Linked DNA regions of Homo sapiens: regions 2, 3, 4, 5 and 6 are each linked to region 1. The links are chromatin loops, found by intact Hi-C in ENCODE. Cell type or tissue: IMR-90. All regions are shown on one strand. Region 1 has its middle 23 kb from the start of LINC00477. Region 2 has its middle 160 kb from the start of SOX5-AS1. Region 3 overlaps LOC124902897. Region 4 overlaps SOX5-AS1 (SOX5 antisense RNA 1). Region 5 has its middle 65 kb from the start of SOX5-AS1. Region 6 has its middle 140 kb from the start of SOX5-AS1.

Region 1 (5,000 bases):
CCGTGAATGCTCTCCCTTCCCCCTGCTCTTTTCTGGACACTAGCTCTGGGAAGATCACTGTCAGGAACCCCCGCCCCCGCCCCACCCTGGTTTGAGATTTAATAGGATTTTTTTCCCCTGGCAAACCGGCAGCTGTTTTAAGTCAATGAAAGTAAGATTAGAAGAGATAAGCGCCGGAGCAGCCCGGGAGCTGTCAGAGCACACACTTAAATCAGCCCCACAGCTTCTGCTCAGGGCATCACCGACGGAGTTTCTTCTGATGGGGATGGGACTCTGAGGGTCTCTCTCGGCTCCACGCGCCCACTCAAGTGTCGCGGCAGAAAGAGTCGGAGCCCAGCGCCCAGCCTTATTTCTCCCTAAATATCACTAAATTTCATTCCCTGGTTCTTGGGCATTGGGTTGGGGTGTGTGTGTGTGTCTGTGTGTGTGTGTGTGTGTGTGTGTGTGTGTGTGTGTGGTGATTTTTTTTTTTTTTTTGGCTTCGCTTAACACAAAACCAAACCAGTTCAACCACCCCGGAGGCAGAGATGAGAGCGCCTCAAAACTTTTTTCCCCTACCCCAATCTCCGAGGAGTAGGTGGGTGCACAGTGCCGGCGGCGGCGGGGACGCGCGGCGCGGAGCCTGGCTCTGGGAGGCAGTGGCCGCTTCAGCAGCCGAACCTCTCGCGGCTCCAGCCTCCGCGCCCAGCAGCCCGCGGCTCGCCTCCCGGAAAGGTTCCACGGACCCCGCAGCCCCCCGCGCGCGCCCTCCCTGCCGGCCCGACCGCCTGACCACTGGACTAGGGGGCCGGGAGGGGCCAGGTCCTGGGCGCAGAGCAGCGGCTGAGGCTCAGGCGCCGGGAAGAAGTTGACAAAGGGACTTGACTAAACATGAATGCGTATTTATAGATGCGAGCTCCATCGAGATCTAGAGATATCCCGCTCTCCCTGGCTCCTTCCACTCCTGCCATTTCATTTTTATCGCTCCTTTAAGTGGAGGGCAGATAAAAAAAAAATTCCTGCACGGTGTGGGTAATCGCCGCGTTATTTACAATCTAGTTACTCTGCAGCAGACGGGGAAGAAAACTCTGGGGCTCCTTCCCTTCGGATGGATAGAGAGGGCGGCCGGGCGGCGAGCTGCAAGAAGGAGGTCAGGGTGGGCTTGCGGGAGCTCGGGGGCGACCTGGAGGGAGCGGGAGCCCCCGGCACCGCCCCCGCGCCCCCCCCCCGCCCCCGCCGCACCCCCCGGGGCGGGCGCCGGGCCGCGGTGACCGCCGGCTGGTGCGCTGCCCTCGCCTCCCCCATTGTTCCTACTGTCTTTTTGCCTTTTGTTATTTGCACTCGCATTGTGTTGTTTGTCTCTGAAGCCGCCTCATGACCAGCAAAGGGATTTCACCTCGTCCTTGAGAGCAACACGGGGAGCGCGAGCGAGCGGGCGAGCGAGAGACGGGGGGAGAGAGAGGGACACGCGCGCGCACACACACACACACCGGCACACACGCACACACACAGACACACACACACAGAGTGAAAAAGGCGAGCCACCAAAACCCATCTCCAGTCTCCTCCCGGGGGCCCCCAGCCCGCCTCTGTGCCACTTTGCATCCCACGCCGGAGGAGGCATTAACGAGACCGGGTAAGGTGCGTGAATCGCTGCGTTTTAACTTTGTTGTTCGTCCCGATGTTGTTGTGGGCAGACCTCCAAGGCGCAGAGCTCCCCTCTGCCGCTCGCCGGGCCCGCCACTCAGCACTCCTTCCCGGCTCCAGCTGGAGAGCCGCGGAGGAGGGAGGGGGCCGCCGCCGGAGTTTCCTCAAGTACAGAGGGAGGGGGACTGGGCTGGGGGTGGCGGAGAGGTGGGAGGCGGCCCGAGGCGCGGAGTGGCCCTGTCATCCCCGGGGGCGGCTGGCCGGGGGACCCTGGAGCGCCGGCTTGGACCCCGACCCGGAGACGGGATAACTTTCTATTTTTGTTGGGAAGCCTGCGTACTGTTGCTGGTATTGTTTTGTAAGTGGTGGCGGTGGAGGTGGTTGATGCGAGAGGAGAGTGCGGGGAGAACCCTGGGCTGTGCTGGGCATCGCGGCCAATGTCCAAGGCCAGACCCTAAAAGTTGGACAAAGCCCCTTAACCCTTCTAGGATATCAGAGCGACCCCTGGCCCACCCCCTAACCTTAGTCACCCCCACCTCCCGACTCTTTCGTCTTTTTGTTTCGCTTTCTGCAATCCTTCTCCCTACCACTCCCCCTCCCTCCCGCCCGGAATTTCTGAAACAAGTCTCATCCTTCAGGATTCTAGGGATTTCAGAGACCGGAAGCTTTAATTCTAATTGCAACTACTTTTTCCCCCCACCTCACTCAGTGTACCAAGTGAAGACCACTCACGTGTTGTGTCACTTTAAGCGCGGGTTTGGGAAATCTCGCTTGCACTTTGGGGCTACAGCAATAAGAAGCAATGAAAAGAGGTTATACGAGTTGAAATCAAATTGGATTTGGAAATGTTTGCGTTGGAGAGCAGCAGTTTGTTGAGTATTGATCGGATGCACACGAAGCACTGTTTACATATTTTATTAGTCATTTTCCCTACACTTTGCAAAGCGACTATATTAATAAATAGATTGACCCTGGTGAATATCTGAAGACGCTGGTTTCTGTGACTAAATTCAGAATGTGATGATGAATGTGAATTCATTTTAATGTGTTCCCTTCTCAGCTAAAGCAGGTCAAGACGAGGAATCCTGTGAATATGCAGAGCCCTACACTCGGTGCCAGGCAGTCCAGGCACTCTGGGTGGCAGTCAACTGTACTTTCTTACAAAAGTTTAGGGATTTGCTGGAACCCACTTGAGATCCTCACATACCCAGATAGCCAAAGGACTTTGTCAAGGAAGGCATAAGGAGGTGTCCCCAGGGACTGCCTTCTGGCTCAGCAGAGTTCTTTAGCCAAGGGCAGGACCAAGGGAAATCTGTGGGATTTGGGGCAGTAAGTGTGGGAATCTGCAAAGGGACTGGACAGTGATTTGTTTCCTTGCTTTTCATAAATAATGGCCCCTAGTACCCTGAAAACACACACACAGACACAAACAGGCCAATGAAGTAGGCACATGTGAGATTTGTAGGCAATGGACATTTCCATCAGAAAAACCAGAGGAAAATTTTTGATCAGGATTACGGGAGTGAGGCTCGATGGCCAAGAGTGATTAGGTTAAGGGCCAGATGGCTTTAAAGTATACGGAAATGTTTTTCAAGTTTGACTTTTATAGCATTTAAAAGGAGGACGATTTCTTAGAGCCTTTACAGAACTGCTAAATTTTGATCTGTCTAATTTTAAAGGAATTCAGCTGTATGAGAATTGCTGTTAGCTCAGATAGGGAAGGAATCTGGTTTCAAATGCAGATACATGGAACAAAGTTTCTAGGGGTGCTTCTTCCTGATTTAAATATAGCTCCCAGGCAGAAGCCTAGATAAATTCAGCCACAATGATTTAAAATCATAAGTACTTACAGTGGAAGTTCTTTTAGGCACTGTGCAAAGTTCTCCTGCAAATTATGCCATCAACTGTTTATTCCTCAGAACTATACAAGATAAAAATCATAAGCATCACTTAAAACTGATGCAATACAGCCTTAAATCCTTAAACTGCTAGGGATTGCTTTTGTTTGCCTAAAAGGTAGATCTTTCATCACATGAGTTGTTTAAAAACATTTAATTGTGGGGGTGGGAAGGGATGTGCATAATTATTTAGTTATTTGTGTTAATTACATAGTAGCATACTTGCTTGAAATTCTTTCTTTTTTCCCCCTTTTCTTTCCAGTGATCTCTCTTCTAACAACCTTGTTCCTGAAGAATCAACAGTTTTTTCTTGCTGTGGGTTTAAAAAAATTCATTTTGTAGCCTTTTTGAGTGGGTAGTATTGATCCAATCTGACACAGACTTGCAAGTGTAAACTCTTAATACAGGAAAAACTTCAATTCTTAATACGGAAAGCTTGTATTAGTTTTGTTGTTGAGCTTAAACAGTTCTGGTTGAATGGCATGTTGTATATAGAATTCAAAACTCCAAAACCTGTTTGGTAAATAACTAGGCATTTGAGGTCCAATGGCTAATTCAAATTAAGTTAGTTCTATACATGTAAGTGCACATCCTGTTTAGACTGACACGTGGTTTGGTAAAAGAAAAAAAATGAATATACACTTGGAAAGATGCTATCTGTGGAGTATATAAATAGTAAATAGCAAAAGAGTGAAGTTTATACTCAGGTATGTTGTCATCTTTTTGGTTGTCCTCAGTGGGGGTGAGTTATGAGTGATAAGGAGAATTTAAATTTCTAAATTTACCTTTTCCAGTTAAAGGAATGAATTTAAATGCTTAAAGAATTTTTTTTTTTTTACTTACAAAGCAAGTTTAAAATATGATCTAATGCTTACAGTATGTACTACCTTCTTGAAAAGCTCTGTTCTTTTTCTGAGTGATAAGTAATCATTGATTTGAGGGTATGTTCAGATTATATAAAAAAGTAAAACTTACAGGACAAAATTTATGTTTCCTAATCTCCTAAAATACACTGGATTTCAAATAACGGAGAGTTCTAATGTTGAATACTGTTTAGATTTCCAGCAGGTATAATTGTTGGATATAATTGATTGGCATAACCTGGATGATTCACCCAATATCCAATCAACTTCAGTGGTAGAGAATGCTATAATTGGAGTTTTGAGAGTAACCTGGAAACTTATTTGTCTAGGCCTGAAGTCAAATGCATTCCCTCATGCACTGGTCAAAAATTTTTAGTCTGAGAAATGAAGATTTATTTTAAAGGCGAAGAAAGTGCTTGGCTGTTTCAAATAAACTATATCCTGAACTTAGATTTGTAGATAGTTAATGAAATAAAAGTCCAATTTTGTTCCAAACATTGTTTTAAAACACCCATTTGTAAATTGTCTGCATTTGGTTTTCATATGTTAATGATTTGGGATCTGAAACTTATTTCAGAAAGGCATTTTGGTTTATCTTAAAAAACACCACACA
Region 2 (5,000 bases), 180 kb after region 1:
ATCTGCAGCCGTGTCTGGCGTTTTGGGCATTTGTCATGGCCAGGCTGTGCTTTTACGTACTTCCAAAGATAAGGTCTTCACACTAGTAATGCATGCCCTCCGTAGGCCACACTGTTCTTTTTCATTCTATTCAGGAGTGCCCCTCAAGTAAGGATTACAGTAGTGCAAAGTCTGCACTTAATTTGTTGCATCTTGCCCTATAGATGCCCCCCTTGGAAATTTTATTTGTTTCAAATTTGGATGGAGATTTTAGGGACTTCTTTTTCTGATTAGCTGACTGTTGCAGAATACAGTTAGAAATACAAAACTCTGATTTGATTTTCCTTTTTCATATGAACTATGCTGTAGATGATTTGATATCATTGTCACTTTGCAGCCAAATTCTTTGGTTTTCCTCAGTTTACTCACTTATGCATTGTGCCCTCCTTTAAAAAAAATATATCAAGAACTCTGGGACAATTAAAATACATGCCCTTTAAAATAAAAGCAACATGAGGCTCAGCCCAGCGATGGAGTTTATCTCTGGGTTCTATGAGTTAGAGGCACACTAATTTACTAGTGCTGGAACCAAATGGGTTGAAAATCCTTGTTTTCCCACCAGATGGGTTATTTTAAAATATCACAAAACTTCTGAGGTTATTTACATTACAAATGTGCTTCTTCACACACATCAAGAATTGAGTACCATGTTTTGACAGTAACTCCTTTATGAAATTATATGTTGCGCAAGTGGAGTAAAATTCAAGTCATTCTCAAGGGAGCAGGCTTATGAATCTGGATGAGGTCACACCTCTTTAAAGATGCAGTTTGATAATCCGACATCAAAACAAAGGAATTCTGTTAATCCTCTCACAAAAGTGCAAATTGCTAATCAGATCCCTGGGCTGGGCTGGCAGCTTGGTAAACAATGAGCTTGGCAGAAGAGCAACTTTGGGCGGATAGATAGCTGAGAAGCTTGGGATACCAACTTTGCCCCTATGTTAGCCCAGTTGAGTCTGTTGTTTCGAAACAATTACGTGTGTCAATGGAGGTGGTTCTTGCAGTTATTGTGTTCTTGTGCTTTTCTCCCTCCATGTTAATGATGATGCAAATCAATCTTCCTGTCTTTCATTTCACTTCACTGGTGTATAGGCTACTATGCCCCTATATTCTTTTCACTTGGATGCATGTGTCTTTTGAATTTTCATTACACATTCCTCTACAAGCCCAGAGGGTTTTCCCTCCCTCCCATAAATAGTGTGGTGGTATTTGAAAAAGGAAGAATAAATCTAAACCCATCTGAAGAAAAAAAAAAGAATCTTCTGGAAGGTGTAATAATTAGGACTCTTTTTTTTTTTTAAAGTGGTAAAAATCCGATTTGAGGAAGTTTAAGAAATAAGCCTGGAATTTGTTGGGTAAAGGAATACAAGGAAGGCAAATAACCAAGGAGGGGAAAGGACAGGAATGTAGTTGGGCCTCAGGAACAGTTGGAACCCGGGAGTCACACTTTGTCAGGGCTTGATCCCTTTCTCTTGTCTCTGTGTCACTTTGAATGTCGGCTTCACTCTTTCTTGCTGCAATAGAGATTTCTCCATATGGGAGGAAATGTCACCATTGATGACAGCACTGGAATTTTATAGCTCACTGCTTTATCCATTCTCCTTAAATCAGATATCTTAAGGAAAGACTCTGATTGGCTTGGATTAGATCAGGTGCCTGTTCTGGACAAATCAGCCATATTATATAATCTCAATTGCTAGGGGATAGAGGGTGCATGCTATCCGTCATACTGTCTTCTTCAGAATGATTGAAATACGTAACCAGCCTGAAACATTCTAAAACCTGATGATTGCATTAGCACGTAGAATTATTTTGTTCATCTCAACACCACTCTTTTAACTTTCACTCTATTTGGCCTTTTTGGCATTTCCAACTTTCACTCAAACATGACTAAGAGTTAACTTGAAAGTGAGAAATACAACTTCTTCATTTTAAAAGGGGGCTCTCATTAAGAGAGTGCACTGTTTTGAATACTTTCAGCTAATTTCCTGTCTCCTAGTAAGAGAGGGTGCATAAATTATTTGGGTGCAGTGTATGTTGGAAAGGAGCAAAATTTAAACTTTTGATTGTGGAGCCGTGTTCCAATGGGTAAGAGCTGTGTGCTTTTGCTGTAGGACAGTATGGGCTGCAGTTGGCATATTGGTTTTCAGTCAGATGAATGATGCGGAACATGACAAATCTACATCTGTAAGGGGAGAAATGCGTCAAAGGTAGAGGTTTGGGGCAGAGGATGGCTGGCCCGGTGGGGCCATGTTACCCACAGCCAAAGCTTTTTGAATAAGAGCACTGTCTTTTTAAAAGCAACAGGGGGTGCGGATTGAGGGAGTGCTCACAGCGGTAAGTATAACACAGCTGTGCTCTGTTTATGCTTCGGCTACAATAAAAAAGCTATAAAATGTGAGATGTCATAGCTCCACTTTGCTTTATTTATACTATTTCCTCTGAGCTCTGTCACACTGCACATTCATCTGCTAAGTTGCAGCAAGAATGGAGATTAAAATATCACAGCTCAAAATAGGAGTCAAGCGGAAGGAGATTCATCATAGCCCTATTAAAAATATGTAAATATGGGAATGAAGTCATTTTAAAGCTATACAGTGCTCCTCCTTTATGAGTTAAGATCCCTTGAGCAAGTGATGGGCTATGCCAAGGACAGAGCTAGGGGAACTTGTTCTCTCTTCCACAATGGAAACCCTTTTAAGATTAAAGACTGTTTGAATTGCAAATTATGTATGTTTTTCTATAATCAGAACCGAGTTAATAATGGCAGGAAATCGGATGCAAAATAGAATGAAGAAAAGTTTTGGGAATCAAGATTGTACATTGTTCATTTGGTTAGAATTTTTAAAATTAATATATGGAATCTCCTTTTAGACCCCGGTTATTAATGAAATTTGAGAAACTTTGAAAAGTATCCCTGGATAGGGAAGCTCTAAGAAGGAAACTGAGACACAAAGACGAAATTTGACTTTCCACAGCTCAACTATCAATGATGAAGCTAAGGCTGGAAGCTAGGAATTCTACCTAAAACTTTGCCAGTAAAATTACTTCTTTTAGGATTTCTGCATCTCTAGTCCCCACAACAATTTATTTACCTCTGTTGTTTCCATGGTGTGCTTAGGCGAGTAAGGAATGGAGTTTTTACATGAAAAGTCTGGAATACCTCATATGCGATTTACATGCCTTTTATGCTCTCCTTGCCAAGCTGTTGAGTGGCTCTTGACCTTTTGACCTTCTGATTTTCCAAATGTTCTATTGCTATTGTGGTAATAATGAAGACCAGCACTCATTAGGGGCTTACTGGGTACCAGGGATGGTTCTAAGTGTTTGATGTGAGGATCCCAACAACCACATGCAGTAGGTATTATTGTTTCTCAGACTTTACAGATGTGGAAACTGAGGCAAGAGATTATACAGCTAGTGAATGAGAACAGGAATTCCTGTTGTCTTTCCAAAAATATGTATTAGGAAAACAGTGGAAGGAGCACGAGGCTGGAAAAGAGGGTACTTGGGTTCCAGGCACAGTCCTGCCACTACCCTAAGTCAACTCATTTTTCTTATCTTTAGAATAAAATGAACACATGATTATGTCTTCCAATTTCAACTTTGCGTCTATACACTGATACCTCATGAAAGTAAATTTTCAGTAACATTTTTCTGCATTCTTAGTTAGTTTTAGTTTCAGAAATGGTTATGTTAAATATTTGTAATGTACAGTGATTCTAGAATTTTGTTTGTCATGCACTTTTCATTATGTTTTAATTGAATTGTTTTGGATGCAATGAATGGGGGAGCAGAGCTAGCTGAAGACTTTCTAGCTGTGTGAACTTGAGCACATTTCTTAATCTCTCTGTGCCAGTTTTCTCATCTATAAAATGAATATAATAAAAGTACCTTTCCCTGTCAGTGTATGTTGGAAAGGAGCAAAAATTAAACTTTTGATTGTGGAGCCATATTCCAATGGATAAGAGCAGTGTGCTTTTGCTGTAGTACACAGTATGGGCTGTAGTTGGCATATTGGTTTTCAGTCAGATGAATGATGCGGAACATGACAAATCTACATCTGTAAGAGGAGAAATGCATCAAAGATAGACGTTTAGGGCAGAGGATGGCTGGCCCAGTGGGGCCATGTCGAGATTATGCCTGTAATCCCAACACTTTGGGAGACTGAGGTGGGAGGATCGCTTGAGGCCAGGAGTTCAAAACCAGCCTGGGCAACATGGTAAAACCCCATCTCTACAAAAAAAAAAAAATTCAAAAAATTAGCTGGGCATGGGGCACACACCTGTAATCCCTACTCAGGAGGCTGAGGTGGGAGGATCACCTGAGCCTAGGAGATCAAGGCTGCAGTGAGTCTTAATTGCACCACTATACTCCAGCCTGGGTGACAGTGAGACTCTGTAAAAAAAAAAAAAAAAAAAAAAAAAAAAAAAAAAAAAAAGGTATCTCTCCCATAGCATCATTCTGAAAATTAAGCCAGGTAACACATGACAATGCTTAGCACATTGCCTACTCATAGGAGCTACTATAAAATATCTAAATGTTTGCTTTTATGATTATTATTGACCATCTGAGTCTCATTTACCATCTCTGTCTTTTCATGCTACCAGTTCTCCTACCATGATTGGCAAATTGTTTAGCTTTTTGGTGCCTATATTCATGAATTTGCAAGGTTAAGATGCCATCAGAAGTTATCATCTACTTAAGATAGAAATATTAGGGCAGGATGGAACTTTAGAGGTTGTGTCAACCAGCTCTTTCATGTGATTAACGTAATACCCTGAAAGATCAAGTGGCTCATCCAAGAACCCTCAGCTAACTGGTAAACCCAGAGAATAAGGCCCATGGGTTCCAGCTGCGGGTTCCAATGCAACACTGCTACCTCCACAAGTACCTCTGTGTTAGATAAAAAATGCAAAAGTTCTTGGAATTTGTAAAAGGAGCAATGACGCACATTTTAA
Region 3 (5,000 bases), 170 kb before region 1:
GCTAAAATCCTAAAAATATCAGCAGAGACCTTAAGAGAATCAGACAGTGGGTTGAAGAAAGATTTAATATTCAGTATTTCTCTTTTCTATTTTTTTGTTGCATTCTTTTTATAAAAAGTTGAGTTGACAGGGGCTTGAAAAATGTACTTTGAAAGCCAAGCAATTGTCTAGTTAATGCATTCTATTAAGATGACAATTGCAAACAGTTTAAAATAAAACAAAACCACCACCTATTTTTCAACAGCAGGGTTTTAGGACCCAGGTTGTTCAAATGAGAGTCTTAAATTTTCTTTTTATTTAGCTTAAAAAAAAAAAAACAAAACAGCTCCAGTAGTGTTGCCAACATAATCTTAAATTCCCTTCGTTTGAGCATACAGAGAACAAGAGGAGGAAGTACAGATGCCTCAGAGGGACAAATTGCATCAGTGGATGGGAGTCTATCCTGAAAAATGGGTATTCCTAGCTCTTAAATTGAGGTCATAGTTTCTTGTTCTCAGAGTTCTGTATCATTTCTTTTTAAAATAATTTGTCAAGTTCAGCATGCCTTGTTTGCTAGACAGCAATGTGACTGTCCATCTCCTAAAACAATCAAGATTGCTTTATTAAGTAGAACCTAATGCATATCTGCACCAGAACAGGATTCCAGGAGGCTGGAGAATACATTCTGGAGCCATCTGCAGACTAGCCTTGGGCTTCCAAGCCAATGTCCCAATGGCTAAGGAACTGTAGATATGTTACTGAGTTCACTTACACCTTCATTCCGTGACCCTGAGGACAACACACCTTCATTGCACTCAACCCTAGACCCCATATCTTCTCCTTCTACCCACTCCTCCACATGAAAGTCAGAGGTAGACATATGAGTGCCTATTTTTGGTAAATGTCATGGTTTTTCACATCACTGAGTAAGCATGAAAATTTCTCTCTAAATATTTGAATCACTTCATTTATAGTCAAAAACACTTTCTCAAAATGAACATTGTGAAGCCAACCAATTTGACTACACATCTGGGTTTGAACCCCAAAGAGGCAGAAACACTATAGTTAATCAAACTAATTTGTATTGCTATTCTTATCTGGTGGTCTCACTTTGAGGAAACCACAAAGATGTCATTTGGGAAGTGTCAGCTTTAGGGGTGGGGCTGAGTTGGGGATGTTGGTCCTTTGATGGTAATGGTTGTATAAAACACAACATAAAATTGTGAAAAAACATTTGTAGTGAACTTTTTTAAAAACACATTTACTTTTTAGAGCAGTAGTTTTGAATTATGACAATTTGGAAAGAATGATGCAGTATGACATGATGCAAAGAACAAATCCCTGACTTTAAGGAAAACTGACCCCCAGTCCTGCCTCTGCTATTATTCAGTTTTGTTGGGTTGGGCAAGTCACATACCAACATGGTGTCAATCCCTTCTTTATAAAATAAGAAATTGGTTTAGCTCAGAGTTCCCCAAATTTGTACTTCAGACCTGTGAAGTTGTCTGCAAAAGTAAAAGTAATTTTGTGATAAAATAAATTGAGAATTACTGCATACTATGCTGTTCAAATGTACACTGACATATTGATATCTGTGAAATGTTCTGCAGTTGGACACATGGTTTAACTTTCTTTTCTTTTCCCTTTTCTTTTCTTGTTTTTGTAGGGACATGGTCTCACCTGTGTTGCTGTGTTGCTCAGGCTGGTGTCAAACTCCTGAGCTCAAGCGATCTTCCTGCCTCTGCCTCCAAAAGTGCTGGGATTACAGGTGTGAGCCACTATGCCTGACTTTAGTACAGTATTTTCCAAAATTTTTTTTGTCTGGTGACATACCTTAATATCTCTTAAGAATAGAGTATCACAGATATCTTTTGGAAACCCTGGGTTCAATGATCTCTAAGACCCTTTCCAGTTAGCATTCAATTATACTAGTAACTCTGTTTTTGTTATTTATTGTATTTTGTCAATAAGGAAGTTTTTTTGTTGATTTCCGGTAATTTCTCAGTTGAAATAATTTAGCTGCCTAGGGATTCATTAGAATGAGTCATTGGTCCTCCTGCCCCATGTAAGGTACTTTCCAGTTTTAAAGTTTATGATTCTAAGATTCTAATTTGAGATCAGCGACAAGTCTTCTTATAAGAAAAATTAATTGTATTCTTTTTTTTTTTTTTAGACATAGTCTCACTCTGTCACCCAGCCTGGAGTGCAGTGGTGCGATCTCGGCTCACTGCAAGCTCCGCCTCCTGAGTTCAAGTGATTGTCCTGCCTCAGCCTCCCGAGTAGCTGGGACTACAGGCACCCGCCACCGTGCCCGACTGATTTTTTGTATTTTTAGTGGAGACGGGGTTTCACCGAGTTAGCCAGGATGGTCTCGATCTCCTGACCCGTGATCCGCCCGCCTCGGCCTCCCAAAGTGCTGGGATTACAGGCGTGAGCCACTGTGCCCGGCCAATTAATTGTATTTTTTGCCTTCTAGAAAACCTTATGTTGCTTCATATTCTTGTTAACCTGCAAAATTTTTTTTCCAAATTCTCATTTTAAAAGAATAATAGATTTATCTATAAGCAACAGAGACATTTTGTACCCTCATGGTTAGTAGTTTTAATTTTTCGGAAAAATCATGTTACTCATTACGTAATATCTGTAACTAAATTTTAAACTATGGATTGGTACAAGTTTACACAGGCATTAAAATTTCCGATTATTCCTTAGGACATTACATAGGAGTATATGTGTTGTTGATTTTGTTATTAAAACACTTTCTTTCATTAACAATGTACCTCTTCTGTTCAGAAAAATGAAAAGGAAAGAGTACATGACCACATCTTTAAATAGATGTTCAAGTTCATTTAAAAAGATTATTTTTTATTTAAAACATTACAACCTCATCACCTGCAGACTATTTCTTTCATCAAAGTGGCTTAAGATGTATTGCATTTTGATAAAAAACTGCTTCCAATGGCTACAGCATCAAAAAGTAAATACTATGTATTTTATTTACCATGAAAAAGGTAGTGAAAGTTTCCCCAGTTTCTTAATCTGTAATTGGTCACTCTTTCTGTAGAGAGATATTGAGGATGGTAAAATACTCCCAGTACCCACAAGGTGGCATGGCCTTCTTGTTCAATCCAGTTTCATTTATTATTTCTGCTTTATCTGCTACTATATTTTAGATTCTGCTCTTTTATTAAAGTTTTGAATTTCACTTTATGGTTTTATTTTTCTTCACTTGCAGCCAATGGACAGTACTGGAATTTCTAGACAGAAATATATTTTTTAAAGAAATATTAAAGTAAAACTCTTCTACATCTTCTATTGTTTCAGTCCACTTTGGAGCTGACTTTAAATTATTTGACTGTGTATGAAGCCTAGTGATTATAAACTGCCTAATAAACACTAGATACTCAATAAATATTTGCTGTGGAATTTCATGAGTTGTCTTACTGAAAAAAAGGTATTAAAATACTCATTTTTTACCAGAACAATTTATGGATACTTTATATCTTTCCACTTGCTGGTGAAAAAGCTCTGCCTCTTTTGCTCAGGAAGTACTGTTATTTTACGGTATTATAAAAATATGTCATAAATTAGGGTGAAATCTCCATCCTATCTCAATTATAAAAAAGGCACGGTGAATTCACTTCAGTCCTTTACTCAGTAAACATTTGTGGACCCTCTCTCTGTACCCAGCACTGTGCCAAGGGCTGAAGAAAACATAAGGATGAGTAGAACATGGATAAGGGAATAAGCATGTAATTGCAAGAGCAGAATCATCACTCACCCATTCATTCATTCATTCAACAAATATTTATTGAGTTTACTGTGTTTCAGGTGTTATAAGAAGGTAAATAATAAATAAAATGGCCAAAAATCTTACACTAGAGTAGACAGACAATAATCTAGATAAATAAAATAAACACATAAAATGAGTGAACTCTATAGTATGTTCAATAACGATACATGCTAAGGAGAAAACATAAAGCAGAGAGAGGAGAGAAGCCTCTTGGGCCAGGAGAGGATTAGGTTGGCTATATTTTTATTTTGGGTCATGAGATAAGGTCTCTGTCTCTCTCTGCAAAACGACCTGAAGAAGGTACAGAAGTGAACTGTGTGGTTGTCTGGAGGGAAGAACACTCTAGGCAGCAGAGACACTAAGTACAAAGGCTCCCAGTGGGACTGGGTCACTGTCGCGTACTCTGTTGGGGTTGCTAAAACAAAATGCCATCAAATGGGTGGCTTATAAACAACAGAAATGGATTTCTCATAGTTGTAGAGGCTGGGAAGTCCAAGATCAAGGTAGAGTCTCTCTCTGGTGAGGGCCCCCTTTCTGGGTCACAGACTGTACCTTCTCACTGTGTCCTCACATGGTGGAAGGGATGAGAGTCTCTCTGGGGTCTCTTTTATAAGGCACTAATTTCACTTACGAAGGCTCTGCCCTCACGGCCTAATCACCTCCCAAGGGCCCCATCTCTGAATACCATCACTTTAGGGGTTGGAATTTTGGCATATGAGTTATGAGGTGGGTACAAACATTCAGACCACAGCACTCATTTAATGTGTGCTACCCCAGAGTCCTACATAAAATGAGATGGGAGCAAAGGAGACTGAGGGGCTCCTTGAGGAAAGTGAAAGAGGATTTAGCTGAGGAAGAGAAATCTACCCCACACCCAGTGGACAAAGGTGCTCCTGGTTGAGCAAAGCCATAGAGGCATGAAAGCCAAAGATGTGGTTGTGTGGGAAGTAAGAAGAAAAATGAGGCTGTAAATAGGACGAACATATAATAGTCCTGTATGCACAACCCTATTTTATATCCACTTGGGGGGAAAAGCAGTGATTTCACCAGATTAATTTTGAGGGAAAAAAATTTAGGTAAATCATAAAATACAATGAACAGACAATATATGTGCAGGATAATATTAACTTACTCGAATCTGTTTTCCTCTCCAAAAAAAATTTATATTCCTTCTCATTGGGATTACAAAATTTTGACTTCAGGATGCATAAACAGACAGATAGTAAAA
Region 4 (5,000 bases), 330 kb after region 1:
TTCTACAGTTTCCCCAGCCCTATGAGCAATGACCCCCTTTATCTAATGAATTAGGAGCTACTCCTGCCTTGCAATTCTCAGTTCGACACTTGGCAATGAGAATCAAACCGGGGCTATTTAGTGCAGCAGTAAATGGCCCGCCACATTAGCCCCCTGGCATGCTAAGCTATTAGGTTGTTTTACTGTTGTTAAAGTTACATTTGTTAGGTGGAGTTGCTGCCCTTCCACACAAACTCGGCGGTGCCTGATGCTGGTGGAGGCAGCACGTGTACAAAACGTGTGCCATCCACAACCCAAGCGGTCAGGTGGTGTGGCTGCACTACAGATAAGGGGCGTTCTCCTGTCTGCCAAAGTGGGGATATGGATTGTTGTAAGTTTTAAAACGAGAAATTGGGGTTGGGGGAGAACCACTGGACAATCATGGGTCTTGCACTTTGTTGTGAATAAACTAATTATATGGGCTCGATTAACCATTAATTTATAGCAGTTCTTAAGTGAACCACTAATTGTCAGAATGCCATGGAGAAGGAAGGCCAGGGGTGAGAGGCACCAAATAAGCTGGTGTGGCCTTCTGCAGCAGGCCAGCAGCCAGTGCCGCACACACACTGGAAGCTGGGCAGAATCCCGAGGAGTTGAAAGATTAGCATGGAAATGAAGGAGAAATATTCAGGGTGCTTCAATGGTATGTATGTGGGGTGTGTGCATGCATGCATGTGTGAGAGAGACAGACACACACACGCACACACACGCACACACACACAGAATATTTCTGCAAAGAAAGGAAGATGCCAGTACTATATAGCTCCATGCAGCCAGCTTGCAGGGTTGAGTTGGCATTTGGTAACTTGGTAGCGGCTGCCAGTGTGTGTGTGGTGGGAGAAGAGGGAATAGACAACAAGAAAAACACATAGAGCTTAAAAAAAGATGTAAAATGATTCACTTCATGCCATATGGACAAAAATGTTGTCACAAAAATAAGGCCAAAAAATAGTGCCAGGTTAGACTTTTAGTTCAAAAACATATGTATAATCATCCCCATGAACATGAATTTTAATTAGTATTTTGATAGAGAGAAACCAGATATTTTTTTAACCTGCTCTGTTCTTGTTTTCTGTTCCTCTCCCAGTTTTAGCCTCCATTAAACATTCATATACTGTATGTTTTGTGTCTGTATGAGGAAAATGCTTTATCCCTGGATTGGTGGGAATGCAAACATCTTGGTTTTCTGTGGCATACAAAATATCTTCCCAGTGGAGCTCGAAAGCAGAAGCTTATCACAGGGAAATCTAGAGCTCTCTCTGAGACCCGGGCACACCAGGGAGGAAGGAAGCCATATGCCTTTCTCTTTGTCAGTGGAGACATCTGCACCCATTCGGTTCCCCAGATCCACTCTTCACACCCATCCACATCTCATCTCTCTGGGATGCCTTTTAAACATGAAATAAGTTTTGTATGTATGCATATTATTATGTGACAGGGCAGTTTTGGGGAAAATGGATGATCGTGACTACAGAGACTTTAAAAAATGGAACATGTAACTTATTAGTAAACTCTATGCTTTCATTTTACTTATTAGTTACACAATACCTACTTCTTAAAAAGGATTTGAGATGACAGTACTCATCGAAGGATACCGTGCTGAATCATCTGCCCTTAGCAAAGCTTTTCTCACTTTAAATGAGGTGCTTCGATTAGTGCCCTGTATGTGATAATTAGATGATGAGACAGCAAAATGCTGATATTAGCAATGATTTTGCTGCTTAGGAGGCCATTCACACCCCAGGTTCCCTCACCGCCCCCCACCAAAAGAATGCAGGTGAATCAGGTATTTGTATTATAAATGATACAAGTGAATTTTAAAACCTGGTATTAACAGTCAATCAAATCTTGGTGCAGAAGCATTAACCTATTTCACATTCTTTAATAGAACCTCTGAGCTTTCCTCTCACCATTAGTGATATTTCAGTCCACTTCAAGGGTAAAAGGAAAATCAACAATGGTCTTAGAAAAGGTAAATTTCACCTCCCATGTAGAGTCTCTCAGAGATTTCTCAGACTTTTGTTTTTGGCAAACATGAACACAGACGTTCTTCATTTCTCTCCTCTTCCCTTCCTGGGGAAGCTCTGGTCTCTTTAGTTAGAATAATATGTCCCCCAGGCGCCTGTTGAGGACACCCTCTTGGTGCTGGCAGGTTTTTCTGGGCTTGCTGTCTGACGTCTGCTGTTTCCTCAAAGCATTAGTCATCATTCCTGTAAGGGTTACAACAACAGAATGAATGTGTTACTTGGACAAACAGCAGCCTCAAGCCACAAACCAGGATGCACCCTGTCCATTACGTCCATTACGTAGGAACTGCAGGAAAGGTGGTCTTTACCTCATCTCCAGGCTGTCTCATTTTCCGAAGAGTAGGAAAAAGCTCTTGCTAAATACACCTGCCTGCCTTCAGAACTCTAAATCAGGCTTATATTTGCTGAGAACTATCCCCAAGCTCTTGTGTCAGACTGCTGTTGGATCCAGTAGATTTATTCATTCATTCATTCATTCATTCATTCATTCAATCACTGTTTTGAAACCCCTAATATAAGTTCTAAATTTAAAGAAAGTTTAGAGTTGTTTCTTGCTACAGAAGTATTTGTACAGGCCGGGCGTGGTGGCTCACGCCTGTAATCCTAGCCCTTTGAGAGGCCAAGGCGGGTGGATCACCTGAGGTCAGGAGTTGAAGACCAGCCTGGCCAATGTGATGAAACCCCAACTCTACTAAAAATACAAAAATTAGCTGGGCGTGGTGGCGGGTGCGTGTAATCCCAGTTACTCCAGAGGTTGAGGCAGGAGAATTGCTTGAACCCAGGAGAAAGAGGTTGCAGTAAGCCGAGATCGTGCCGTTGCACTCCAGCCTGGGGGATAGAGTGAGATTCTATCTCAAAATAAATAAATAAATAAATAAAATAATGAGGAAGATCTCTATGCAGTAATATGGAAGACATTTCCAAGAAAGATTCTTAGGTGGAAATTTTAAAGAAAACTTCAAAAGTATATATGGAATGCTGTCTTTTGCATAAGAAAGAAGGGCACATAAGAATAAATACATACATTTGCTTGTTCCTGCAATAATACAGGAAGTATAAGCCTTAATCAAGAAAATAATAATGTATATTGTGTGGGTGTGAATGAATAAAAGGGATGGGGATGGAAGTGAGTCCAGAGTTATCTTACATAGTTTTTTTTTGAACCATGAGAATATTATATATGTTTTAAAAGTAAATTTTGATCGAAGATGAGAACATATCTGAGATGTTAGATATTAACTTGGATGGAAAGCCCAATGGTAATCATTGTTAATGGTACTTCAGGCCAATACTCTCCTAAAGAACAAAGAGAAGTGAAGGGGGAAGCACTTAAGAGATTGATTCCTACTGACTTGTACATATTACTGGTACTATCCCACTATATTTAATACTTAAACTTTACGTTTCTTTGATTCCTACAACTAACAGGAATTCCTTCTCCTTTTCTCCTACCATCCCTTTTGGCGAGAGACGAGAATAAATGGAACTATTAATCATTTTTTCTACTTTTACAATTATAATTTGAGTCAGTGATGTGATTTCTTATATATTCTGGGAAGAGGGGATATAGTATCTATGCAAATTATTTGCCAGTTTGTAAGTCATTACAATCATTAAAAATATAACACCATCATAGGAAATATTACTTGCTTCCTAATGAACCATATTGTCTTTCTGCTTTAATTTTTATTTACAACATCAACAATGACAATGAAGTACAGTTTTCTACTAATGTGTAACCAACTCTCCTGAGTGTGTAGCATGTGCTTTTGGTGTTAACTATTTTGGAGACAAGAAATTAGCCATTGTTGAAATTATTTTAAGAAAATGAAATGTAACTCTAAGTGGGGAAAAAAAAAAAAAACCTCTGATAATTGTTAATTTACTCAACTAATGGCTTTTCCTGATGCCCAAAAGTTTTAAAGTTTCAAAGCTTTTTCCAATTTTCTTCCCTAAATGACTTTATTTTTTGGGTTGTTACAGTGCTTTTGTGAAACAAAGATGTGACTATGTGTATCATTGAAAAACTGGCTTGTATTGGACCTCCTTTAAGCACTGAGCTTTTAAAGAAAATTACTGGTAGGCAAGCTGATTTTGGTGATGGGTTAGGTATAACTAGAGATTCATGTTCTCAAATTTTGGTCCTGACATTCCTTTCCACCTGAGCGAAGGAAAGAAAGCGGAGGGTATGTTCGTGTCACAATGAGGTTTATACTTTTGATCTGGGTAGAATTTGTGTTCGATATAACCAAAATGTATGGATACCTACTGTGTGTCTAGCACTTAAGTAATTTCTTTTATCCAATGGCCATATAATTAAATAAGCAAAATTTCACCCAGGGGCGGCAGTCTGAGAATTCAACACACTAAATAGAAAACTAGAAGATGGGAGAATGCTGTGTAAAGAGAGAGTGAGCACCCTGTGTGTTTCTAAAGAGAATGGAAGGAATTTATTCAGCCTATGTAGCCTCTGTGTGGGTAAGGTTTTAGTTATGAGATAAATCAATGATCACAATATTAAATAAGTCATACCATTGCACTTATCAGTGCTCATGCAGTGACATAGTGAAAAAAATAATGAAGTAGAAACATCAGTTCCCTGTATCAAAAGCTATGAGATATAAATACTCCCAGCCAAAGAAGGCAAGATCTGAAATTTTTTAAAAATGTGGATATATAGAATAAATATGCAACCCTCCTGATAATGTTGGCTGATGAAGTGAAATTCACCAACTGTAATTCTGGCACAGAGAGACACACATAGTGCCTGCATACACACACACACCCACACACACACACATACATCCTCAGAATATTCTTAATCATTTGCTATCTTATTTACATTTCATTTGCTAGAGTAAATTCTATCATTTGAACTTTTAAAAAATATATTTCAATATTAAGCAAAAATAAGGAATAATGTGATTGGCTTTC
Region 5 (5,000 bases), 270 kb after region 1:
CAAATATATTTTTGTGGAATCAACCTAACATTGTATGATTTTTAAGGTACTTTTCAGATATTAGAGTCTATGGTCATTCCCCTCTGTTTACTGACTAAGATATCAAAATAAATACTTTTAGCCTTCTGGATTTGGATATGAGGATAAAATGGCCATCTGTTAAAAACAGTATGCTTATGTTTTCTGGGTGCATTGTTAAGAACTGTGAAGGGTCTGAGATTTTTACCCTATTTTTAAGCTAATACAGCAGCCTGCATAGTTCTATGAATGCTGGCAGAAGACACTAGACTTTTGGATCGCAGACAAAGGAAAGTTTAGTACTCACAAGGAGAGTAGTAGACAAGGTATTAGCGTTTGTACCGGTTTTCTGAGCCCTGATTCCCACATGGTGATTGAAAGAGAGTCTGGTGATGTTTACACTTCAGGTGCAGAAAACTTGAGCTTAGGGAACCCCAGGCTTTTATAATGCACAGTAAGCATGTCTGACCTTTGGCCCTAAGTGAGACATTATCCTTGTGATACTGGATGGTAAACAAACCTGCCTTTTGCTCTACAGGAAGATAATAGCTCTATCTTCTAAGGCTTTCAAGATACAAATGTCCGGCCGGGCGCGGTGGCTCACGCCTGTAATCCCAGCACTTTGGGAGGCCGAGGCGGGCGGATCACGAGGTCAGGAGATCGAGACCATCCCGGCTAAAACGGTGAAACCCCGTCTCTACTAAAAAATACAAAAAAATTAGCCGGGCGTAGTGGCGGGCGCCTGTAGTCCCAGCTACTTGGGAGGCTGAGGCAGGAGAATGGCGTGAACCCGGGAGGCGGAGCTTGCAGTGAGCCGAGATCCCGCCACTGCACTCCAGCCTGGGCGACAGAGCGAGACTCCGTCTCAAAAAAAAAAAAAAAAAAGATACAAATGTCCTTAAGACCGTCCTGAAGAAAGGCCTTCAGTGCCTTTACTCATAACAAGTACAGAAACGCAAGAGATTCAGAAAGAATGGTCTGTCAATATGGAAATTTGTATTTTTATGGATTAGGTTTGTAACTTTCATCAGATTCTTTTTTGTTTTTGTTTTTTTTTTGAGACAGGTTCTCACCGTGTCACCCAGGCTGGAGTACAGTGATGCGATCACGGCTCACTGCAGCCTCCTCCTCCTGGGCTCAAGTGATCCTCCTGCCTCAGAGTCTCCAATACCTGGGACCACAGATGCAAGCCGCCATGACTGGCTACTTTTTGTATTTTTGGTAGAGAGGAGGTTTCACCATGTTGCCCAGGCTAGTCTCTAATTCTTGAGCTCAAGCAACCTTGGCCTCCCTCTTCAGATTCTTAAAGGGACATGTGAAAGAAAAAGTTTAAGTTTCTAAGTTCAAAGTCATTATTTAGGTGGTTACGTATCTAAGGACTAAGCAAGAAAGATACCTCCCATCATGAGACAGAGAATGAACTGTGGCAAAGAATAAAAGGTTCTCTGAGAATAGATTATTAATTATTATAATGTCTATTGAAAAACTTCGCAAGTAAAAAGAGAACCAAATTCACTTTTAAAGATTGGTGTGCAGGTGGTGGGGAGGGGCCGCACACTCCTTCCTCACCACGTTTTTTTTTTTAAAGGTTGGACATGCATTGTTGCAAGGTTTTCAATGTGTGCTATACACAGAAAAGTCAAAGGTTACTCCTTTATTCACAACTGAATTTCCATTCCCAATTCATATTATTGAAATGTGTAATTCTGACTTTCTCCATTTGCATCGCTTTATTTTTAACACTCTTATAAGCAAACTGTTATAAATACCATGACAAATTATTTTATGAACAATTTATCTCAGTAACGGTGACCTCTGTCACTTGAACCACTGTTCAATGCATTGTCAAACAGCAAAGATTAAGGCATAGGGCATTTTGTGGAATTAGTGACTGTCTAAGAGCTGATAGTCTTAGGCCAAACCAGTCATTAGCACCCAGAAAATGTTATACTCTGAAAGCATTATTATGTTTATGTAACAAAAGTAAGAGACAAAAACAGATGGCTTAAATGAAAATACTGCTAATCCAGGGTTTCTCAACCTTAGCACCACTTCCATTCTGGATCAGATAATTCTTTGTTGTGGGAGCTGTCCTGGGCACTGTAGGATGTTTAGAAGCATCCCTGGCCCCTACCCACTAGATGCCAGTAGCATCCTCCAAGTCATCACAATAAAAATATTTCCAGACACTCCCAAATGTCCCCCAGGGACATAATCACCCTCAGTTGTGAAGCACTGTGCTAATCCCACTTTAAAAGTAAAAACAATATTCTGTCAATGAATAAGAAGGCACATAGAGAGTGTTGCATAATCCTGATAAACATTCATGGCCCTGGAAAGAAATTAACGCTTCCATAGTTTGAGGGATTCCAAAATTTCCTTTTTGCCAGTTCTTACTCCTGGGTGTGATCTGTTATAGAGTACGGAGGGCAGTACAGAGGACTGGACTTGGGTTCTTGCCTGTTTCCTGCTGCATTGTTGTTCTGTGATTTGGGGTCTCGTAAGAATTTTTCTGAGTTTTTTCTTTGTAAGAGAGGGATCAGCCCTGTCATACCTACCATAAAGAATTGCTGAAGCTCAAATCAGATCGCTTAAGTAAAAATGACTTGAAAAGCCCAAAGAGATCTATAATTTTTAGGACAAGAAAAAATGATTTTAAGAATTTTTTTGAAAATTTTAGAGCATTCCTTGAAAATAACTAGAAGAACCCTGGGGCACTGCAAAAAAAAAAAAAAAAAAAAAAAAAGGATTTGAGAATCACTGTTTTTAAGATGCCCTTTAGCCCTGCTGAGCTCGCGCTTCTGTGTTCTTCTGGGTTGCCATGGGCTGAGTAGCCATGACAGAAGGCACGGTTGAAGGAGTGGTGGAAGGGCTTGGCTGACAGCGGCAAGGAAGCAGCACTTAGTGTTCAAAAAGCACAAGTACTTTGTTCATGTTTCCTCTGTATCCAAGAAGTTATCTGTAAATTGAGTAGAGATTTTAAAGACGAGAAAAAGTTAATACTGTAAATTTTTCAAAAATGAATATTGCTGCTTTAAATAATCATATCTGACTTATTTTCTGATGTTACATGTGTTTTATTAACTAAAAATACCTTGTAAGTTTTATTTAGCTTTCTTTTGGGTCAAATATGAATATCTTTTCTCTATCTGATGCTATGACTTTTTTAAAACTGCAGAATTGCAACAGTCTTTTCCCGCTTTTAAATATTTAGAACCAACCATTCCTGCCTGAAGTGAACATATCCACCTGAACTTCGGGGACTAGAATAATTTAGTCTCAGTTTAGGATGGGTCTTAAAGCTACATGACCCAATATCTAGTTTAGTTCAAAAATTCTATTCCCAGACCTCTGACAGATGGTTCTGTAGTCAGTCTCTGTTTGATCTTTTACCTTTCCTTGGTATGGTGTATGCTGGAATAAATTTACCAATGAGAAAACATGAGGCATAAATGGGTTAATTGTGTCCAAGATCACTTGGATAAGTAACAAAGCCAGAGTGACCCGTTCTTTCTGTATCCACAGCCCTTCATACACCCTAAGTCATTTGGCTTCCTTTAGTTTATGCCATTGCTGGATAGCTTATTTTAAAAAGTTATTTTTCATAATGTACTGAGATCTGTGTCCCCATAATCCTGCCAGATGCAGTGGCTCTCACCTGTAATCCCGGCACTTTGGGAGGCTGAGGCAGGAAGATCACCTGAGCCCAGGAGTTTGAGGTTGCAATGAGCTATGATGGTATCATTGCACTCCAGCCTGGATGACAGAGTGAGACCTTGTCTCTAAAAAAATTTATATATTTAAAAAACTCTTGTTCTTTCATCTGGAGCATGAGACAATATATCTAGTCTTACTCTTCCAAATGACAACCCTTCAAATATCTGATTGTACTTTATGACTGGCCCTCCCAAGCTCTTGAATTTGATCTTTTTCAAACTGAATGTATCTTCTCCTCCTAATAGTACCCGATTTAGCACAATTGTCATGCACACTATGCTCTGGGTTGATCTTTTCTGACTGTCGAGTTCCATATATACAGGATTGAAACTAGTCTGGAACTCGTGTTTGAAATATTGTCTTACCATTGGTGTTAGTTTTACCTACATTTGATTGGACACTACAATTATTAACTGTATTCCCTTTTTTCTCTTTTTTTACTGTCACGTCTCATTTTTTGCTTGCATTGTGATTGTCAAACATTGCAAGGTCTTGTGAATTATCCTTAAAGCAAATGTTTTCTTCTGTATTTTTTATTTATATAGTAAAACTTTATATTAAAGCAGGTTAAAGTTTCAGCTTGTGGATTAAGTCCATCATTTCTGTTTTAGATGTTTTCATATTTTAAAATTTCCTCACAGATTCTAGTTCAAATTTGATGAGGATGTCTTCATGTAGCTATATGATTACATAATTATTCAAGTGTTTTGGGTAAGACAAAATTATAAATATTATTTTTATCTTTTTCCGTTAATTATTAAGCACATGTCTGTTTCACAGAAATGTAATCTATATGTTTGATTCATCATCCCATAATTTTTCAAAATGTAATTTTGTAAGAGCCATTGAACATCAGTCATTTTTATGATGTGTGTGTGTTTATTCCTAACACTGGAAGGTCATGTTTTGTTATAAATAAACAAATGACTACATGTTAAACATGTCTTGTCTAAGACATAAACTTGGTTAACTAGTCGCTGCCACCTACCACTGGAAAAATGTATTTTCATGCCAGACTGAGCTACCTCCTTAAAATAGACTAGGCAGATTTCCATGATGTTAGGCACTGATGTAGAATTTCCAGAACCAGTATAGCGCTGCTCTTCTTTCACTGGCCCATAGATTAAGACAAAGCAAGTTTGTAAAGAATATCGATAAGCAATCAACAAAAGGTATAGAATAAGAATAGATTGTTTATTGTCATGTAAAATAGATTGTACATGAAAACATGAATATTATATGTGGGGAATCATACTTAAGGCATT
Region 6 (5,000 bases), 200 kb after region 1:
GTGCATGCATGGGAAAGAATATACATATGCACATATCTCTATATTTGTAGGCACTGTAGTCAAAACACTTATTTGCCTAGCTGACTTAGCTGCATAGTTGACTTACCCACCCACCATCAAACCCTCTAGAGGAAATAGGACAGAAAGGTCACACAGAAGCAGTAAAGCCAATGATCTCTTATAAAACAGTTATTTAGGTTCTCAGTGGCACTGTTCATCTTCTGGAAGGGAGATCACTCCAGTCTCTGCCCATCCCTGTGTCATCAGCGTAGCTCTGGACTCTTGGAGTAGAAGAAGAAAGCCTATTCTACCTTGTTGCTGCTGTACACTCAGGTAAGCCTGAACTGAAATCCCAGAGAGACTGCTGTACCAGACAGGCTAGACTATGGGGAGATTCTAGTGCTGATGGAGGTCTTTACAGGGCTCAGTTTGTCCTGTCAATTTTAACCATCGTTTAAAATTCCACTTTTTCTTATAGGGGTTTAAATTTAAATGCAAGACCTGTATATTTATGCACATGTGCGTGTGCGCACGTGCATGCGCACACACACATGCGCACACACACACACACACACACAAAACCTGAAAAAGCCTCATCACTGTTGGTTCACTGTTTGTTTCAGTGCAGAATACTTAGAGTACCTGTCATTTACTGAGGACTTTCTTTGTGCCAGGAATTGTTCTTGGGCTTTGCTTGTATTATATAATTTAAGCCTCCTACAGTACCCCATGAAACAGGTAGTATTATTATACCCACTTTTTCAGCTGAGGAAATGGAGACAGAGAAATTGAATAACTTGCCATGGTTCAATAGCTAGTAAGAGGTGGGGCGGGATTCACACCCAGGCAGAGTAATCTCAGGGCTCGAGCATACATTTTTCTAGGTTGATTTATAAGCAACATGCAGTGTTTCATGTATGAGAAGAATGCACTGGGGCCATCACTGAGCAAGAAATGGGATCTGCATTGTTTTTGTTGTTGTAATGGTCATGTAATTTCCTCTCTCAGGCCATGGTGTGACCAATGGCAAACTTTTTTTTGAGAGAGCCAGTCAAAACTGCATGGAATATTCTATGGCCACAGAAGAGAAAGGAATGTGCTGGTCGATACGAGGAGCTGACCTAAGACCTTGCTTTCACTGTAACCACAGTAAACAAGCGAGTTAATGAACCATAGATGTTTAGTGTGTCATCAGCGTCTTTCAATTTTGTCATCCTGGGTAGCTACCATCAAGAAGGACGGAGTGCCCTCTATGAATATGTATTTAGTACTAGATATAGCAATTTATTCTTTTGAAGAGCACTTTATCATTTTGGTTTTGATAAATGTATAAACAATAATCAGTAGTTAGGGGTTTCAGGCGAAAATGGATGCCATTATTAGTGATTTAACAAGTTTTCCTGTGAATTCCATGTGTATCACTCAGTCTGGATCTTGCGACCCAGGGATACATATATCCAGTTTTTAGAACAGCTCACTTTAAAAGCCTCTTGCGCTATGAACCACTAAGATCTCAGAACTACAGTAGTTACTAATTTCCACACTTTCAATATGTAAAATGAAGTACTCAGACAAAAAACCTCGAGGCTGCATAGGTCAGAATATTTGCTTAAACTAATAATAAGATTAGCTTTTTTAGTTCTAGCTCTCCTTTTCCTATCTATTTGCCTTGCTAACAAGGCCTTACTCCTGTTCAGTTACCTAGTGCCATGATCCCTCTACTTTTTGGACTTTTTATGATAATTTGAGCTGATTTTCCTAGTTGACATAAAGAATTTCCATGAGAATAATAAAACATAAGGACTATTCATCAAATAAGAATGATGAAAACACGAAATTTCACCCAAACTGGGCAAAAGTGCATCTCACTGCACAGAATTCCATAACATTTTGAAATTTGGTCTTTACAGATATTTTTCTCTGCCTGAAACATGTGTGCTGGTTCTATTTATATAAGGGAATAGTGACATCCTGTGTGTAGCTAGACTAATTGCCTCTGTAATTAACCTATTTGAGGAGGAAGTTACACAGAAATAAAATATCACTGAGTACTGAAAGAGGCAATTTTGTTTTAAAGCAAACTTCTAAGTAACTTTACCAAAGGCTGTGGATAACAAAAAGATTCTGTCTCCTTCCCTTATTTTATTCAGCTTCTCCCTTCCCTCCGTCCCTGCCATCCTTTTTCTTTTCTTCCTTTTCTTTCTCTATACAATTCCACTAATCCTCTTCATTTTCTCCCTATGACCTTTATTCCCCATATTATAAGCTAAAAATCTAGTTGTTGTGAGTGAAGATTCTATTTTTAAATCCAGAATTGGGGAATGATGTAAGTGTGGTGAAAAGAGACAGCTTTTTTGTTTTCAAGGCTATTCAAATGTCTTTGCAGGTCAAGAGTAGGTAGGGTATGTCTAGAATCATTTGGATGTCTTAGAAGCTGATGACAAAAAATCTTAGCCTTCTTCCTTATCCCTTGATAAAATATGTATTAATTAAATTTAGAAAAGAGCACGAGAGCATGCAAAAGCAGGGTTTCTGTTGACTTCTTAAAACCAGCAGAAATTATTGGAATGCAATATGTTGCAATAGAAAGAGTACAGTTTTTGGAGTCTGAATTATTCAGATCTCTTCCCAAAAGTATGGCTAAGGGGGAGCAAGAAGAACAACTTCTTCCTCCATGCCCATTTTCTTTAGTGCCCCTTGTAAACATTTCAAAAGGTATTATGTTGCCAAGACATTTGAGAGAACAGTGGGAGAAAGCAAGAGCAAGATGCCTGTAGATAAATTAGTCAAAATTATCCTGTGGTGTGTGTCCTAACTCATCCATCAGATAACGGCAAGACCGGAGCATCAAGGCCCTCACCCAGCCTTAACTTCATGAGTAATCCTCTGCACCATAATCAAAATGATATTTTGAATCAGATCGCTTAAGACTTCTTTCATGGGATAATGTGATATAGTTTTCAACTCAGGTAACTAAGTTTGTATTTTGCACATTATACTGACTTGAAAAAGCTCAATTTAAAGTTGTCCCTACTACCAAGAAGAATTTCCTTTTGAAATATATGAGAATTTCAAGCCAAAGCAAACGTAGTCACTGCATTATGTACTGATAAGCATGGAATAGTTGGAGTAGAAATGTTTCTGGGGTTCAAAGCATGGTGGACTTGGATTCCTCAATTTCCAGGATACAATTTTGATGCCTCACTTTCTTTATCTGAGAAGTGGGGATAGATATATACCTCCTTTCTAAGGTAAACGTGAGACTTTAGTGAAGAAGCATGTATGTAATACTATCCAGAGTGTCTATAAATAAATGCTTAATAAATAGTAGCAAATATTATTTTAGATAATGTTTGACGAAGCAAAATGATTTAGATAGCAAATAGTTGAATGTAAAGGTAATTAACTTTATCTGGTTTAACTGTTCTTCAAGTGGATTTGATTAATGACCTATGCTTGCCATTTATTGCTTTGTAATCCTTGCTGTAGTAACCTTCCACTTTTATTGATAATGTTTATTAGCAACAACTAAATTACCATTCTTGGAAGACAGTGAAAGGACAATTTTTTTTTTTTTTGAGATGGAGTCTCGCTCTGTTGCCCAGGCTGGAGTGCAGTGGCGCGATCTTGGCTCACTGCAAGCTCCACCTCTTGGGTTCACACCATTCTTCTGCCTCAGCCTCCCGAGTAGCTGGGACCATTGGCGCCGAAAGGACAATTTTTTTTGGCAGTTAAGTATTATTTCTTGGGAAAGATACAAAACAAAGAGGAGAAAGGAACACTTCAGAGAATTTTCCTGTGCATCACCTTTGTGATTAATACTGTAATCACTAATGATTATTGGATTGCAAAGAAGGCTTCTTATTGGTAAAAGGAAATCCTCAATTTTATATAAAAATAGTCATTCGATCCTGGCTATGTTTTAGCAATTTTGCTAATTAAATGTAGTATCTATAATTATTGAGGTGTCCCACATTTTTACACAAACCTCCCATCTGTTTTATTGGTGATTTTCAATAAGATAGTAAGAAACTCAGAAAACCATCCTGTAGAGAATCAGATTCAGTTGCTTCTTATTATCACAAAATAGTTCACTCATCCATTCAACAAATATTTATTGGATGCCCGTTACGTGCCACACACTGTGCCAGTCTTGAAAATATGGTAATGAACAAAGTAGACAAGGCATGGATTTTATAGGCAGACAAAGGAGGTAGGTAACCCAAAACAAGGGATTGTAATAAAGTATGTAAGTCTTAAAATATAGAAAATTTGTTTGGTGTTTTGGCTAAACTGAGGCATACAATTTCAATAGGCTTTCTTTTTTCTTCTTTCTTTTTTTTTTTTTTGAGATGGAGTCTCGCTCTGTCACCCAGGCTGGAGTGCAGTCGCACAATCTACCCTCACTGCAACCTCCGCCTCCCAGGTTCAAGCAATTCTCTTGTCACCCTCCAGAGTAGCTGGGATTACAGGCCCACGCCACCACGCCCAGCTAAGATTTTGTGTTTTAGTAGAAATGGAGTTTCACCGTGTTGCCCAGGATGGTCATGAACTCCTGAGCTCAGGCAATCCACCCGCCTCGGCCTCCCAAAGTGCTAGGATTACAGGTGTGAGCCACCGAGCCTGGCTGAGGCGTACAGTTTCAATTGTGGTTGGTGGGGTAGGTAGTCTTATCTCCTTTTAATTTCTGTAGCATTTTCCCTGTGCTTCCGTTGGAACCTCCTGCTTTGCATTCTAATTCCTTGTGATGATGGCGTCTTCATCACTGCAGGATTCTGAGGAGGCAGGCAGGATACATGCGTGATTCTCCTTCCCATCTTTGCACAGAACCTATACTCGTGCACTGCATCTGGTAGGCACTAAATAAATGCTGTTGAAGGCATGCAGCAAGGAAGAGGTCCTAAAGTCTTGTTTCTCTTGTCTTAAAAAAATTTCTTAAATATTTCACCTCGAAATTTCTCCTCCTTCATGTTAATGGCGGTACAGGAAGATAAATAACC

The links. Peaks named below come from ENCODE experiments on the same cell type or tissue, not always from the same donor. Only the 100,000 strongest peaks of a DNase experiment are listed, where the experiment ranks them.
Region 2: a loop joins it to region 1, with 5 times the contacts of the local background. A loop is called at or near these places in 4 of 110 quality-filtered maps.
Region 3: it touches region 1 in a loop (3-fold over the local background); 5 of 110 quality-filtered maps call a loop at or near these places.
Region 4: a loop joins it to region 1, with 2.3 times the contacts of the local background. A loop is called at or near these places in 3 of 110 quality-filtered maps.
Region 5: it touches region 1 in a loop (2.4-fold over the local background); 2 of 110 quality-filtered maps call a loop at or near these places.
Region 6: it touches region 1 in a loop (2.4-fold over the local background); 4 of 110 quality-filtered maps call a loop at or near these places.

The regions. Positions count from the first base shown.
Region 1 is chr12:24,558,953-24,563,952 of GRCh38, reverse strand. It overlaps a transcript of SOX5 not described here. Among named protein-coding and RNA genes, the nearest start is that of LINC00477, 23 kb to the left of the region's middle. In IMR-90, no CTCF peak of the experiment used is centred here; DNase peaks (open chromatin) are centred at 1,422, 1,722 and 2,262; H3K4me3 peaks cover 3,250 bases; H3K27ac peaks cover 3,665 bases.
Region 2 is chr12:24,376,171-24,381,170 of GRCh38, reverse strand. It overlaps a transcript of SOX5 not described here. Among named protein-coding and RNA genes, the nearest start is that of SOX5-AS1, 160 kb to the right of the region's middle. In IMR-90, no CTCF peak of the experiment used is centred here; a DNase peak (open chromatin) is centred at 2,460; H3K27ac peaks cover 885 bases.
Region 3 is chr12:24,726,651-24,731,650 of GRCh38, reverse strand. The region is part of intron 1 of LOC124902897; the gene reads right to left. Among named protein-coding and RNA genes, the nearest start is that of BCAT1-AS1, 91 kb to the left of the region's middle. In IMR-90, a CTCF peak has its summit at 3,074 (motif pointing right); no DNase peak of the experiment used is centred here.
Region 4 is chr12:24,224,410-24,229,409 of GRCh38, reverse strand. It overlaps SOX5-AS1 (SOX5 antisense RNA 1), which reads right to left. Exons shown (of 5, transcript NR_120472.1): 2 at 2,023-2,249; 3 at 1,592-1,699. It also overlaps a transcript of SOX5 not described here. Among named protein-coding and RNA genes, the nearest start is that of SOX5-AS1, 3.6 kb to the right of the region's middle. RefSeq lists an enhancer at 2,121-2,415. In IMR-90, no CTCF peak of the experiment used is centred here; a DNase peak (open chromatin) is centred at 2,259.
Region 5 is chr12:24,285,357-24,290,356 of GRCh38, reverse strand. It overlaps a transcript of SOX5 not described here. Among named protein-coding and RNA genes, the nearest start is that of SOX5-AS1, 65 kb to the right of the region's middle. In IMR-90, no CTCF peak of the experiment used is centred here; no DNase peak of the experiment used is centred here.
Region 6 is chr12:24,357,190-24,362,189 of GRCh38, reverse strand. It overlaps a transcript of SOX5 not described here. Among named protein-coding and RNA genes, the nearest start is that of SOX5-AS1, 140 kb to the right of the region's middle. In IMR-90, a CTCF peak has its summit at 1,959; no DNase peak of the experiment used is centred here; H3K27ac peaks cover 630 bases.